3 separate regions of the Homo sapiens genome follow, and regions 2 and 3 are each linked to region 1. Evidence: read pairs that join two places in POLR2A ChIA-PET (ENCODE). Cell type or tissue: MCF 10A. All regions are shown on one strand. Links, peaks and the distances in the headings refer to the core of each region. The heading gives the core; the rest is flanking DNA. Region 1 has its middle 45 kb from the start of PNRC1-DT. Region 2 has its middle 6.8 kb from the start of UBE2J1. Region 3 overlaps GABRR2 (gamma-aminobutyric acid type A receptor subunit rho2).

Evidence for each region. ChIA-PET counts read pairs that join two places held together with the same protein. Peaks named below come from ENCODE experiments on the same cell type or tissue, not always from the same donor. Only the 100,000 strongest peaks of a DNase experiment are listed, where the experiment ranks them.
Region 2: POLR2A ChIA-PET joins it to region 1 with 5 read pairs; 4 of 35 experiments call an interaction of 5 or more read pairs at or near these places.
Region 3: POLR2A ChIA-PET joins it to region 1 with 7 read pairs; 2 of 35 experiments call an interaction of 5 or more read pairs at or near these places.

Annotation. Positions count from the first base shown.
Region 1 is chr6:89,032,595-89,038,574 of GRCh38, reverse strand. No RefSeq gene overlaps it. Among named protein-coding and RNA genes, the nearest start is that of PNRC1-DT, 45 kb to the left of the region's middle. RefSeq lists a cis regulatory region at 2,374-3,208. In MCF 10A, for the core only: no CTCF peak of the experiment used is centred there; DNase peaks (open chromatin) are centred at 2,864, 3,814 and 4,234.
Region 2 is chr6:89,357,022-89,362,011 of GRCh38, reverse strand. No RefSeq gene overlaps it. Among named protein-coding and RNA genes, the nearest start is that of UBE2J1, 6.8 kb to the right of the region's middle. In MCF 10A, for the core only: no CTCF peak of the experiment used is centred there; no DNase peak of the experiment used is centred there.
Region 3 is chr6:89,296,025-89,300,024 of GRCh38, reverse strand. It overlaps GABRR2 (gamma-aminobutyric acid type A receptor subunit rho2), which reads left to right. Exons shown (of 9, transcript NM_002043.5): 2 at 160-266. Among named protein-coding and RNA genes, the nearest start is that of GABRR2, 17 kb to the left of the region's middle. RefSeq lists enhancers at 1,306-1,375, 1,802-2,111, 1,497-2,696. In MCF 10A, for the core only: no CTCF peak of the experiment used is centred there; DNase peaks (open chromatin) are centred at 474, 1,234 and 1,884.

The sequences.
Region 1 (5,980 bases), core at 1,098-5,097:
CCTAAGGGCACACCTAAGGATAGTGGTCATAATTTAATGTGAGCCACTTCATATGGTTAATTGTTTTCCTCCAGCCATGTTTAAAGAGGAGCAGGTGTGATATGGTTTGACTGTGTCCCCACCCATATGGTTTGGCTGTAGTCCCCATAATCCCCACATGTTGTGGGAGGGACCTGGTGGGAGGTAATTATGGGGACCTCCATGTTGTTCTCATGATAGTGAGTGAGTTCTCATAAGATCTGATGGTTTTATAAGGGGCTTTTCTCCCCCTTTGCTCTGTACTTCTCCTTGCTGCCACCAGGTGAAGAAGGACATGTTTGCCTCCCCTTCTGCCATGATTGGAATTTTCCTGAGGCCTCCCTAGCCCTGTGGAACTGTGAGTCCTTTAAACCTCTTTTTCTTCATAAATTACCCAGTCTTGGGTATGTCTTTATTAGCTGCATGAGAACAGACTAATACAGTAAATTGGTACCAGGAGTGGGGTGCTGCTGTAAAGATACCCAAAAATATGGAAGCAGCTTTGGAACTGGGTAACAGGCAGAGGTTGGAACAGTTTGGAGGTCTCAGAAGAAGATAGAAAAATGTAGGAAAGTTTGGAACTTCCTAGAGATTTGTTGAATGGTTTTGACCAAAGTGCTGGTAGTGATATGGACAATAAAGTCCAGGCTGAGGTGGTCTCAGATGGAGATGAGAAACTTGTTGGGTACTGGAGCAAAGGTGACTCTTGTTATGCTTTAGCAAAGAGACTGCTGGCATTTTGCCCCTGCCCTAGAGATCTGTAGTACTTTGAACTTGAGAAAGATGATTGAGTGTGTCTGGTTGAATAAATTTCTAACCAGGGCCCAAGGGCTGTTTAGTCAGTGGGTGACGGATCCTGCCAGGACTGGGTCTTTCCCTTCAAGGCAGTAGTTTCCCTTCGGTCCCAGAGTGTGTCTAGACATGTTGTCTGGGAACTAGGGCTTGAAATAGGGCCTCATGACTCTGACCAGTGCCCTATCCTACTGTGGCTGAGCTGGTATACAAGATGAAAGGCAAAGTCATCCTTTTCTTCCCTCTCCTCTTGTCAAACAGAAGGAAAAGTTCTCTTCTGGAGCTGTGAGCTGCACTGCCTGGGGTTGGGGGAGGGGTGGCATAAGCACTCCTTTAGCTGCCCTGGCTGATGTCTCATTGGGGCATGTGCTCTCCAAGTCCACTAGTTCCGAGCCCAGCACAGCACTAGGGCTTGAAGTCCTTGCAGCCTAGACTGTCATTCAAGTTGATTTAGGGCTCCAGAGCACTTCAGCCTGTAGTGTGAGGCTCGCCAGAACTCAAGTTCCAACCACCGGGATGGGTGATTTCCCCTCTGGCCAGGGCTGGTCTGAATGCTGCCTCTGTGGGTGAGTGTCAGCTGAATTCAGTCTGGTTTTTCTTTCTGTTGTGACAGGGCATCACTGAGTTCAATGCAAAATCTCACAATGCTGGGCTTTCTGTCTCCCAAGCACACATTTCTCTGTGCCACGCAACAGCTGCTGTGGGGGTGCAGGAGGGGATGAGGGGTGGGTGGTGTTGGCAATTCAGGGCTGTCTTTTATACCCTCTTCAGTGCCTCTTTCAGTGAGATGAAGTTAAAGCCAGGTACTGTGAGTGCTCACCTGATTTTTGGTTATGACGGTGTTTTTGCCCAGGCTGGAGTGCAGTGGCATGATCTCGACTCACTGCAAGCTCCGCCTCTCAGGTTCATGCCATTCTCCTGCCTCAGCCTCCCAAGTAGCTGGGGCTACAGGTGCCTGCCACCACGCCCGGCTAATTTTTTGTATTTTTTAGTAGAAACGGGGTTTCACCATGTTAGCCAGGATGATCTCGATCTCCTGACCTTGTGATCCGCCCGCCTTGGCCTCCCAAAGTGCTGAGATTACAGGCACAAGCCACCGTGCCCGGCCAATGATGGTGCTTTTTTATGCAGATAGTTATTAAATTTGGTCTTCCTGCGGCAGGGGATAAGTGGTGGGGACTTTTATTCTGCCATCTTGCTTCATCCCCCAGTTACAGACTTTTTGTGGCCTATCATTTCCTCTTGAAATTATCATCTATTGAAAAACTGAAATAAAAAGCTCAAAAATGAATTCTTATTGTGGTGATGATTGTGCAACTCTGTGAATGTACTTAAAATTTTTGATTGTGCACTTCAAATGGGTGAATTTCATGGAATGTAAAAAACCACAAAAACTGTTTAAAAAACTGAATTTATATTTATTAAATACTATAATGACATATTTGAAATTTAAAGTCAAGGTCTAGCTTAAAATAGTGCTCAGTGTTGATGTTTTTAAATAATTAAGTAACCTACCAGAGCATAGTTCTAATAAAAGGAAAATCCACTGGAAAAGAACTAGGTCACTCATTATGTGTTTCTAGTACTCGTTAATATGAAACAGAAGTGAAACTGCATCATTGCCTGGGATTACTGGAGTTTGCATAAGGCTCCAGGAAATTCCTTACTTGCAACACTCCTTGGCCAGCACTGTATCTGCCTTGTCCTTTCTGATAAAGTCCACCCCATGTTGTCTATGTACTTGTCCTTAATCTTTCTTTGCTTGTCAGTTGGCTGGATATGCTCTACTGCTAGGAGTGTAACCATTTTTAGTCCTGACGTAGGAAGACAGCTAGAAGATAGTAGTAAATTTTGCTGACAGGAAAAAGGCCAAGTTGGAACTCGCATGCATGTAAATCATCCTGCTAGTTAGTCATTGTTCTCACCAATAACACTACGGATCTGGAGTGTGACTTGAACAGAGCGGCTATGTGAATACTCAGCTGGCCTGGTTCCTGCGGACTTTGGAAAGCCCTTAGGTGGGACCGGAGTGTTCTGAGGTGGGGCGTGCTGAGTCATGTCTTCTCAGCTGCTCTTTTGTAATAATTATTCCTGACAGTGACCAGTCACTGAACATTCCAGGCTTACGCCTGTGTTACTAGACTTTTTATGTTTATTGCCAAACTGAAATGCTGAAAACACCCAGCAGTGGTAGGTACACTGCAAGTCTCCAGTCAGAAGGCCTCCATTCCGGGATGATTAATATCACGTGCCAGTCCTGTTGCTCTGCTTCTCCTCCCAGGATGCTCCAAGCTCCCAGCTGCACTCCCAGCCCATCCAGGCTGGACACCGGGCACCTTCCTGTCTCAGCTCACATTTCGCCTTCCTGAAGATCTGAGACAGTCTCTCCCAACTTCACGCACTGGCTCTGCCACTTACCAACTGTGTGACTTACGGATGGTGGTTTGGCAGTAGATGGTCAACACAGATGATTATCTTTCCTGGCTGTTCTAGAGTAACAATACCATCACTGTCCTCTGATTGGAATTTGCTTCATAATTTAGCATTTAACCTTAAACTCTCTTGTACCTTTGCCCACTATTTCGTGTGGTGTTTATTTTGTTTCCTTAGCCTAAAACCTCCCTGGGAAGACAGAAAAGGCTTTATTTTCTTTTGGGATCCTTTTAGAATGTGTTCTCCATTCACAGAGCAAGCTTATGCAGGCTTTGAATATGTCACAGTTGGTGGGCAGTTTAGTTTGTTGACACCACTGTTTTCAGTTCCATTAGGTTGGGGCAGTAGGATCAGATCAGGTAACGAGGGTGTCAGGGCATTGGGACTGAGTTGAACCCAACGGACCATGGCTGACTATGATGTGGAGGTTGTCTCATTGCATCAGAAGAGTTCAGTTTTTCAGAAAGTGGAAAGCCCTCATTTACGTCATCAGTCAAAACAGAGGGCTTCTCTTACAGCCTAATACATGAAATGTCTATTTCTCTTCTTCATTACAGACACCCAGTTGCCCTTGCCAGAAACTTGAGTCATTCTTAACGCTTCCCTCTTGACTTCCCTCATTGCCCAAGCTAAGAGTGTCAGCAAGATCCAGTAGACTCAACCTCTCTGTGTCTCTGCAGTCTGGCCCTCCTCTCTATGCCCTCCCCGAGGCTTTAGTTCCGGCTTCCATCATGTCTTATTGGCATCTTTATAATAACCTCACAGCAGGTCTCCCTGTCGTTCAATTTACTTCTCTGTCATTTACCTCCAAAATTCTGCTGCCATTATCTTTCTTAAACAACAGTCTGATCATGCCACTCATATATATATATATTTTTTTTTTTTTTTTTGAGGCAGTCTTTTTCTGTTGTCCACGCTGGAGTGCAGTGGCACATTCTGGGCTCACCACAAACTCTGCCTCCCAGGTTCAAGTGATTCAAGTACTGGGATTACAGGTGTGAGCCACCACACCTGGTCAGATTGGCATGTTGCCAAAAAATCATTCTGACTACAATACGGGGAATAAATTGAAGAGGGAAAATTAAATTCTAGGAATTTTTTTTTTGAGACAGGAGTCTTGCTCTGTCACCCAGGCTGGAGTGCAGTGGCGTGATCTCAACTCACTGCAACCTCCACCTCCCTGGTTCAAGGGATTCTCCTGCCTCAGCCTCCCGAGTAGCTGGGACTACAGGCACCCGCCACCACGCCCGGCTTTTTTGTATTTTTAGTAGAGGCGAGGTTTCACCATGTTGGCTAGGATGGTCTCGATTTCTTGACCTCATGATCCACCCGCTTCGGCCTCCCAAAGTGCTGGGATTACAGGTGTGAGCCACCACACCCGGCGAGTCTAGGATCTTATAATTACATTTGTAGCAGCCCTGCTTCCTTAGTACAGGCCTATACTTGACACATAGCTGATTTTCACTTTGTATAATTTCACCTTAATTTGCTGTGCCAAAGCAGATAACATTGTTTTACAGGTTTTGGAAAGAAAAAGGCAAAATGATATAAACAATTGTTCAATTATTTAACGTTATTAGGGCATGGAGCTGCCAGTTTATTTGTCTGATGCTTTAGAAAGTCCCCTGCTTTCCTGTGCTGGAAATTCCCATGGGTAGACAGTTCAGGGAACCAATTCCAATTCTCTCCTCATGGACTTCCTCCTTCTCTTGGTTTCAGATCCACTTCTATGTAAGTGGATCTGAAGATTTGCCATTTATATGGGAATTTACTATTCTAAAAAAGTATTTCAAAACAGCAGAGAAAAGATGAAGTATTCAATAAATAGCATCAAGATAATTGTCTAGTCATTTGGAAAATAAAATAAAATAAAATTCCTACCTCACACTAAGATCCTATGTTTGTGATCTTGGAGTTAGAGAAAGCCTTAAATAAAACACAAAAAGGAAAAACCGTAAAGTAATGAGTAGGTAAGAAATATTTTATATGTAGGTATATGTGGATATAGATATTTACATAGATATTTATCACATAAAATACATAGAAAGACTACTAACGATTAAAAAAGGCAAACACTACATAGAAAAAAAAGGGACAAACTATATGAAAATGTAATTCTATAAATAGATGTCCAGGCCAGGTGCAGTGGCTCATGCCTGTAATCCCAGCACTTTGGGAGGCTAAGGCAAGCAGATCACTTGTGGTCAGGAGTTTGAGACCAGCCTGGCTAACATGGTGAAACCCCGTCTCTCCTAAAAATACAAAAATTAGCTGGGCGTGGTGGTGTGCGCCTGTAATTCCAGCTACTCAGGAGGCTGAGGCAAGAGAATCACTTGAACCTGGGAGGTGGAGGTTGCAGTGAGCTGAGATCGTACCACTGCACTCCAACCTGGGTGACAGAGCAAGACTCTTTCAAAAAAAAAAAAAAGATGTTCAATTTTATTAGCAATTATGCAAATAAGAATCCACAGATATACATATATCCACACACATGTCAAGGTACAGGAAATGGGTAGCCTCATTCACCGCCAGAGGGAGAATAAACTGTTACAGGCACTTCTACAGCAACTTGGCAGTACTTGTAAAATTAAAATAGATCTAGGATATGACCCAGCTATCCTACTTCTCAGTGTTTAGTATGGAGAAATGTTCAGACTTATGCCCAAAGAGACATGTACAAGGATATTTATCTCTGCATTGGTTGCAAAATGAGAAAGTGAAAGCAACCTAAATACCC
Region 2 (4,990 bases), core at 991-4,990, 320 kb before region 1:
ATGTTATTTTAATATTCATACTTTTCCAGCTTAATACATGTATGACATCAATATCACTTCCAGAATTGGATTTAATAAAAAGTTTATTTGGCCGGGCGCGGTGGCTCACATCTGTAATCCCAGCACTTTGGGAGGCTGAGGTGGGCGGACCATGAGGTCAGGAGTTCAAGACCATCCTGGCCAACATAGTGAAACCCTGTCTCTACTAAAAATACACAAAATTAGCCCAGTGTGGTGGTGTGCGCCTGTAATCCCAGCTACTCAGGAGGGTGAGGCGGGAGAATCGTGTGAGCCCAGGAGGCAGAGGTTGCAGTGAGCCAATATCGCACCATTGCACTCCAGCCCAGGCGACAGTGCGAGACTCCATCTCAACAAACAAACAAACAAAAGTTTATTTTACTTTTCTACCCTTTTCAATCTGTTCGTACCAGGGAACTATTTATAAGAGTGTCGCCTAAGAATGTTTATATTCTCTTAACATGTCATCAGGAACAGTAGAATATGTGAGAAAAATCTGATGGTAAATGCAAAACTCTTTCACATCATTCAGAATTTTGAAAGGCTGGGTGATTTTAAAATGTGTCATACTTGTCCTAGAGGTCCTCAAAAGACCTACTTTTATCATAAATTACAGTTAAGTTCAGGCAGTGATCTTATTTCAGTTGTATCATCAGTATTTTGCAATAGTCCTGGGAAAGTGAAAATATAAGCTCTAGTAGTCTCGTTCATGATTTTAAGATACCAATTTGAAGTATCATATTATTCCAAGAAACAACTTAATTCCAGGATTTAAAAAAAAATCCAAAACAATATTGTTAGAACAGTGCAACAAATATTTACAAGTCAATAGTCTTTTCTTTGTAGAATATTACATTTATGGTTTCAATAAATGATTTAGCAGTTAAAGCTGAGATGAAGTGTGGTTCTCATATTCAATCTTGAAAAACTAAACCATCTTTAAAAAGTAGAACGTCCATGTGAACTCATGCCTGAAGCCATGTTTGAACGCTAGATAAAATTGCCCTGGGACAGAACTGTAGTTCACCTTTATGAAATCAATTTTAAACTTGTTATTGTGAGCCACAATAAATACAGTTCACATTGCAAACTATCACACACTCATACAAATGTTACTAAAAAAAACTTACCAAGTTATATCCTCTCTACATGCAATGCATTCTGGTATTTTCTCTTTCATTTGCTTTTTTTAAAAAGATCTCACAATCCACTAATGAGTCACAACCTGTGGTTTGTAAAGTAGTGTTAGAATGAACCCATTGGCCACATCAGAAATATCTAAGGATTTTCTTTCCAACCTAAAATCTTTTCCTTCTCTGTTAATTAAGAGATCTTAACAAATGGGAAATTCTGAGTAAGTTCCTGAATTTTTCTTTCATTTGATCATGGCCTTCTAGTGTTTACTAAAGTGGTTTTTCTTTTCACTGCCATCCTTGGGTATTTTTGTATGCTGGGTTGTATTACGGGTGAAGGGTTGATGGGGTTGTAGGCCTGAGAGGATCATTTTTATTACAGACTCTATCCTTGACTATAATATGATAGCGTTACATGGAGTTTAGTGACTCATGAGCTCATGTCTGACTCCTAAGGGGTCCTTTGTTAATTCAGATGACATTGGTCTTATCCGTTATCAAGAATCCATGAGTTTGGCTGGGTGTGGTGGTTCATGCCTGTAATCCTAGCACTTTGGGAGGCCGAGGCGGGTGGATCACAAAGTCAGGAGTTCAAGACCAGCCTGACCAACATGGTGAAACCCCGTCTCTACTAAAAATACAAAAATTAGCCAGGAGTGGTGGCACGCACCTATAATCCCAGCTACTCAGGAGGTTGAGGCAGGAGATTCGCTTGAACCCGGGAAGCAGAGGTTGCAGTGAGCCGAGATCGCGCCACTGGGCGCCAGCCTGGGCAACAGAGCGAGACTCCGTCTCAAAAAAAAAAAAAAAAAAAAAAAGAATCCATGAGTTTGCCCTTTTGTGCTATTTTGAAAGGGAGCTGATCCAGTGACTACACTCAGGAGGGTGGGGGCATTAACTGGTGTCCAGCTGCCTGAGACCTTGACCATCTTGCTTCCTCAATCTTTCCTAATAAGCTCCTGGGGCCAGCAGGGTTATTCTATTCTTCCAAAATTGAGAGTCATGAAACCAATCCCCCTCTCATGAAAGGCCAACTATGATAGAGCAATTTAAACCTCAGTCCCATGCTAACCCTCATCACCACGTGGAGAATTCCATTCCTACAAGCTGCTTTTGTTTGCCTTCTGCTTTCATTATTGCCTAAGTCCCTAAGAGGGCTGCTACTCAGTTTTCTCCCCTCTGGCTTTGCAGAGAGCTAAGCCCCATAGTACTCAACTTTCCTCACCTAGATAGCCAATAACTTGGAACTAATTCTGGCCTTCTCCCAGACTGCTTATAAGGTGGCCTTGGTAATTAGGCTTTTGTTTCTTTTCCCTGGGAAGCAGTGCAGTAAAGGGGGTGACTGCGGGAGACAGTCCTATGTATCTTTCCATCTCCGTAGGAGAGGAAGGAATTCACTTAGCTTTATAAGGTGCAAGAAACGGTGCCACCAATACACATAGTACTGTTTCATTTAATGCTCTAGGCCCATATTTTCCAAAGTTACCTGATTTTATGAATCATCTAGAGTGCTTAAGGATGCAGATTCCCAGCCCCATCCCGGTCTTCTTGAATCAGAATCTCCAGGGAGAAATACAGAAATCTGTATTTTTAAATAAGGACCCTAAACAATTCTTATAATTTGTGAGACACTGTTTTCTCTGTAGTTGTTTAAAGGGATAGGGAGGGGAAATGGTAGGGGATTAGGGTTGCAATCACCTAGGGGAGCTTTCTTGCATCCTCCATACCTACATACACATCAACACCCCAAGTGTTAGCATTTTTTCCAACTTGATTATGCAGCTTTAAGAGTTTATATTATTTAACCTATATTTCAAATGTAGACTTTTGTGAATGTAAATAATTTTAAGTCTATTTAAACCATTTATTGATTCAGTATTTAAATACTCATTTACATCTAATAGCACAAATTATGCAAATGGTACTAATTTAGAAAAATTGGTTTTTCCTCAAACAATTTTATTCAAATACTTCACATGCATCGTTTACAACTGGGTCTCTATCATCACTGAAACAACATTGTGAGTCCTCTAACAGTTCCCTCCTAGTTATCTAAGGTAGAGCATGCCTTACATTGAGTAGAATGCTGTCAGTGGAGATTTTACTACATCTCGAGAACCACTTGTTAAACATCAGGGTTTTTTTCCTACATATTCATAATCACCATAAATAAGTACTTCTTGTATTTCTCTGTTCAATAATTATTTAAAAGCCTACTTAATGATCTCCAATACTTGTTATCCAAAGTCATACCCTCAGGAATAATTAATCAATATGTCTTTGCCTTTTTTCCCCTGATTTTGCTAGGTGACCTTTATAAGACAGAAAATTGCCATTACTTGTGACCCTTTCACGACATATTGTCTTCCTGAAGAGTATTTTGTTCAAAAAGGACAAAGACAAAAACACAAGGTGACTCTCTTTTCTGAGGAATGATATTTTTGGAAAAATTTTGCTTTCCATTCTGCATATATGGTATATATTACTATTTAATAGCATCTGTACCCACCCCCTTTTTTTGCATAGAGACAGGGTCTCACCATGTTAGCCAGGCTGGTCTTGAATTTCTGGCCTCAAGCGATCCTCCCCTCCACCTCCACCTCCCAAAGTTTTAGGATTACAGGTATGAGCCATCGCGCCCAGCCAGCATCTGTACCTAGACCCAACTTGAATTCCCCAAAGAAGTTAAACTGGCTCCAGTATTTTCTCACAAGATGCTAGAAGGCAAATTGTGGCATACCTATACCTTCTGGTTGGTTAGTGCTGAAAAAAGTACAGGACTACTTTTGAGAAGTTGACGATGTGGTTATCATTCAAAGTTTGCCTATAATTGTAACTTGGGTTTTAATGGGAAGCAGTGTAGTACTGATTGTTCTGAAGACAATAATATTGTCGAAATGCCCCATGGCTGCAGAATTACTGTAAGAATTTCATAAATCATGTATATGCTGTGCATTGTCTGGAGACTGAAGAATGTTTTTCATATCTATGACAATATTTTTTGGAAGTTTGTAGATGCTATAATCGTGAATAAAATACAAATTTGTTTAGAAGTATTGAACTCAGACAATTCTTGACTTTTGAAACTGAAACTACTCCCAGGGAAGAGCAGACTTCTAAGCTGTTCAGGTTAGTTTGTTGGTAACCAAGTTTCATCAATCAGCAAGTGGCTAAAAGGGGTCCAGGGAATGACAAATTGGGGTGACAGGATATGTGACACAAGAAGAAAGGTAGAGACAGGACAGCACTTTGAATAGCTATTAGGAGAGGACTCAGAAGGGGGGAAGGAGAACACACTTTCGAAACAGTTGGCAGCTGTCTGCCAGCACACCGCCAAGTGCACACCATTTTCTCCCCCAGAAACGACAGTTTTAGTTGCAGGTGTTTCCTTTAGAGCTAAACTTAGAAAATGAAATAACTCAAACTCATTAGTTCATCAGAACTAAGGAGTAAATATTGTAATTTTGTTACTAATTTTTAAAGCACCTTTCAATTTTGAGAAAAACAAGATGCAGTCTATGCAAATAAAGCAAAAGCACAATGCTAAGCAGCCTTCCTTTTCCTCATCCCTAACACCAAAAGTTGTAATTTTGAGAGAGATAGATAATTCAAAGCTATGGTAGCAAATTGGGTCTCAAAGAAAAGACAAATTAAGAAAGCTACACTAAAAATTACTTTAATAATGTTGCAAACAACTCTTTACTATTTTATTTAGAAAACACTTCTTTGCTTACTTATAGGGAAACCTTTTAAAATGAGAAATGGTACACAAGTCGTCTGGTGAAGGAACCTACTAAACTAGTATTCTAAGCACTCTACTGTATTTCAAATATATTTGC
Region 3 (4,000 bases), core at 1-4,000, 260 kb before region 1:
TGTGTGGAGGGTCCTTCAGCCCTCCTTCTCCCCTGGGCCAAGAAGTAGAATGGAGAAAAGGTACCTAACAGGTAGATCTTGCAGGGAGTAATAGCCCAAATCATCTCACTCAATGCATTGAAGAGCCGATGGAAAATAGTTTCTTGCTTGTCTTCACAGTCACTTATATAAGAAGAACCTTGATGTGACCAAGATCCGGAAGGGAAAGCCTCAGCAGCTTCTCAGAGTGGACGAGCACGACTTCAGCATGAGACCCGCCTTCGGAGGTAGGACTGTTCTTCCTTGATGCCAGGTGGGAGGTTGGCCCCAGGGATGTGATGTGCTGCCCTCTCTGGCTCCCTCTGGCACAGCGCTTCCTCAGATGGTGCAATTTTCCCACTCACATAAATCTGACTCCATTTCCTGAGTCCCTAATTTTCCCAAGGAGAAAAGAGCAGGAAGTAGTGGAGAGGGCCGTTGACTAAAGAGGGCCCACCAGTGACTAAGCCATTTACATTCACAAAGGAGACAGGCCCTGCAGCTGCCAACTTTTTTGTCCTACAAATATAAGAGCAGGCAAGGAGAATCAGGACACAAAATAGCTCCTCTGTCATTTTTATAGAGGAAGAGGCCCATGAAGGCAGAGGTGCCCAGGATCCTCAAAAGTCCTAGTGTGGCCCTCCCTCTGCACTATTTTGGCATGTGTGTGTGTCTGGGTGTGAGTGGAATTCTGAACAAGGCATTGCAACTTTGTTGCCATGACTACCTGGGAGTTTGCTGTTTTGATGGAGTCACCTGTTTTCCAGTGCAGCAACAAGAGCTTAACTCATTACAAAGATTTCTTGCACACCTGCCCCCAAAGGTGCTCTGTTAGTCTTGGGGTCAGGGAGGGGAGGCATGGCCAGTGGGTGTCCTTCCCAGGAACTAGAGAAATGCTATGGAGAAGGTGGACAGTGTCTTAGTCAGTTCTGGCTTTCACACAAAACACCATAGATTGGGCAGTTTATAGACAATGGAAACGTATTTCTCATGTTTCCAGGGGCCGGAAGTAAGATCAAGGTGCCAACAGTTTCCATGTGTGCTGAGGGCCCACTTTCTGTTCATAGACGGTGCCTTCTCACTGTAACCTCACATAGTGGGTGGGGCAAGGCAGCTCTCTAGGGCCTCTTTTCTAAGAGCACTAATCCCACTGGTGAGGGCTCCACCCTCAGGATCTCATCACCTTCCAAAGGCCCACTTCCTAGTACCATCCCATTGCGGGTTAGGATTGCAACATACACATTTGTCAGGGACATAAACATTCAGGCCATAGCAGCTGGGAAAGGAATCAGTCATCTGCTCTGACTAGGCAGAGAGTGGGGTAAGAATAGCAGAATGTATGAGATCCCTGGGCCAACTTTCCTCTCCTCTTGGGGAAACTGAGGCACCAAGAATTTCAGTTGATGAACCTTGGCCAAGACAGACCCAGGCGGGCTGGCTTCCCTTTTTCCTTTTTCTCTGCCCTTGATCCTCTAGTAGGTCCTATCATTCTGGGGCAGTAAAAAGGAGTAGCTGTGACCTCCAGGCAGGTCACCAATCCTTTGAGCCTCCATTTGTTTGTTTATAAAATGGGGAGAGTAATCCCCACATATGGGGTTGTTGTCCAGATTAAACAAGATAATGTATGTAAAACCCCTGACAGACATTTGTTCCTGTCCCCTCTGAAAAACCCAGCTGCCAGACCTTCCTCTTGTGTGACTGTTAAGGGATTAAGAAATTAATTTATCCCAGAAGCCTATGCATTTTAAAAGGCCTCAAAGCCTCCCACTAAATTCCCTGAGCTCTGACACCTGCTAAGCAGAAGGAGAAAAGCAGGTGGCAGATTACAGGCCTGTGACTCATCTCCCTTCCAACCGCAACCTGATTGACGCCCACGGAAGGTCAAGAAGAGGCCACCATATTTCTGGTAGCTCTTGGGTTTCCTCGGGGATTCGTCATGGGCAAGCCTGCCAAGGAATTTTACGAAAATAAAGTTATACTAATAAGCAGCTTTAAAATAGCTACATCTGCTCCAGGAAGTCTAAGCAAGGCGTCCCCAAAAGCAAGAAGCTCCACTTTTCTTGCACAGCAACAGTTAAGAGCATAGAGGCGTACAGTGGCTAGGAAACACAATAACCAACAATAACATGCATGACAACTACCACTTTTTTTTTCGAGACGGAGTTTCACTTTGTCACCTAGGCTGGAGTGCAGAGGCGCAATCTCAGCTCACTGCAACCTCTGCCTCTCAGGTTCAAGCGATTCTCCTCCCTCAGCCTCCTGAATAGCTGGGATTGCAGGCATGCACCACCATGCCTAATTCTTTTGTATTTTTAGTAGAGACAGGGTTTCACCATGTTGGCCAGGCTGGTCTTGAACTCCTGACCTCAAGTGATCCACCCACCTCAGCCTCCCAAAGTGCTGGGATTACAGGCGTGTGCCACTGTGCCCAGCCACAACTACCACTTTCATAGGGATTTTTTTTTATGCCAGGCACCATTCTAATCAAGGTACATATATATATGTAATCTTATTTTAATCCTCTCATCAGTTCTACAAAGTAGATACTATTATTGTCCCCAGATGAGGAAACTGAGGCACAGAGAGGTGAAGTAAATGTCCCAGGTCAGCTGAGGTTGGACCCCCCTCCTAGCTGGGTCCCTTTCTTGTCTCCTACTTGCATGTCTTGGCGCAGAGCTGACATATTCATTAGGCGGCATAGGCACACTGCCTGGGGCCCACAACAAAATGTTTTTGCTTTATCTTAAAATAAGAAAAACAAACTTTTAAGCAGAAGTTGTTTTAATATATACTATTAATATGTTCATCATTAAACCAACACAATCATAAAATATGCTTTTTGATATTTTTTTATAGAGGAAGAGGCCCATGAAGCAAAAGTGCCCAGGGTCCTCAAAAGTCATAACGTGGCCGTGCCTCAGTGTGGTCTTTTGTGGGTGTGCACCGAGTGTGGGTGCTATTCCGAACAATGTGTTGTACCTTTTTACCCAAGGCTAGTGATGCTATCAGGAGCCTGGGCCATCACCTGGTCAGTACCTTCAGTATGTAGAAGAAGAGCCTGGGGTCCAAGGAGTTAGGTGATGGCCACCGAACAGCCAGAGGCAGAACTTAGGTTTCTTTTGTGACATCAGCTGCAAAAGCGAAAGCCTTATGAAAATGCTCCCACCAGGAGCTAGCTCTTGGAACGGCAGATGAAATCCTGCCATGTTCCCAGAAACCCTGACTCTGAGCAGAATGCTGCAACACGCCACAGTCCCCATCACGCTGCTCCTTCCTCAAGCCAGTTCCAGGAGGAAAGTGGACTCCTTGTGGTGTGACCACTGCATCTGCTGGGCCCTTCTGTGGGGCCCTCCAGAGCGTAGAGGGTCAGGACTGCTCCCTGCCCCTGCCTGGGTAAGCTTCTGACCCTGGGGAGGGCTCTGACTTTGGGGAAGCTGCTAAGGAAAGAGGCATCACCTTCCATAGAAGTCAAGATCTCAGCCACCACAGTATAGGTGGGGGCCACTCCTCCTTCCTTCCAAGCCTCCTCCCCATGGCAGTTGGTCCTCTGGGCACCTGTAATCTCCTGCAGGGCTTTCCTGGATGCCCAGATGTCACTTGGATGAAACGGGGGGAGGAGAGCACATAGTGAGGTACCAGGGCTCCCTGCCTCCATGAGTCCATAAATAAGACACCCAGAGTTCTGGCCAGCCAGGCAAGATGGGATGATCGCAGGACGGGGATTCCCACTGCTTGTGCTGTCAATGATCTTTATAACCTGAACCCTATGGGAGCATTTGAAGATGGCTTAGAGCCAAGAAACCTTCCCTGCAGGTGCTCCTGGGTGTCCCCATTTCACTCAGCACCTCATGGGCAGGTCTCTGTGAGAAAGGAGGCTGCACAGACAGCACAAAGGTGACTCTGTGCAGGTGATATAGAAGGTGTCTCATTCCCTGGAAGCAGCCCCTGACAGGCTTCTAGTTAGAAGTAGAGCCTGGGCCCC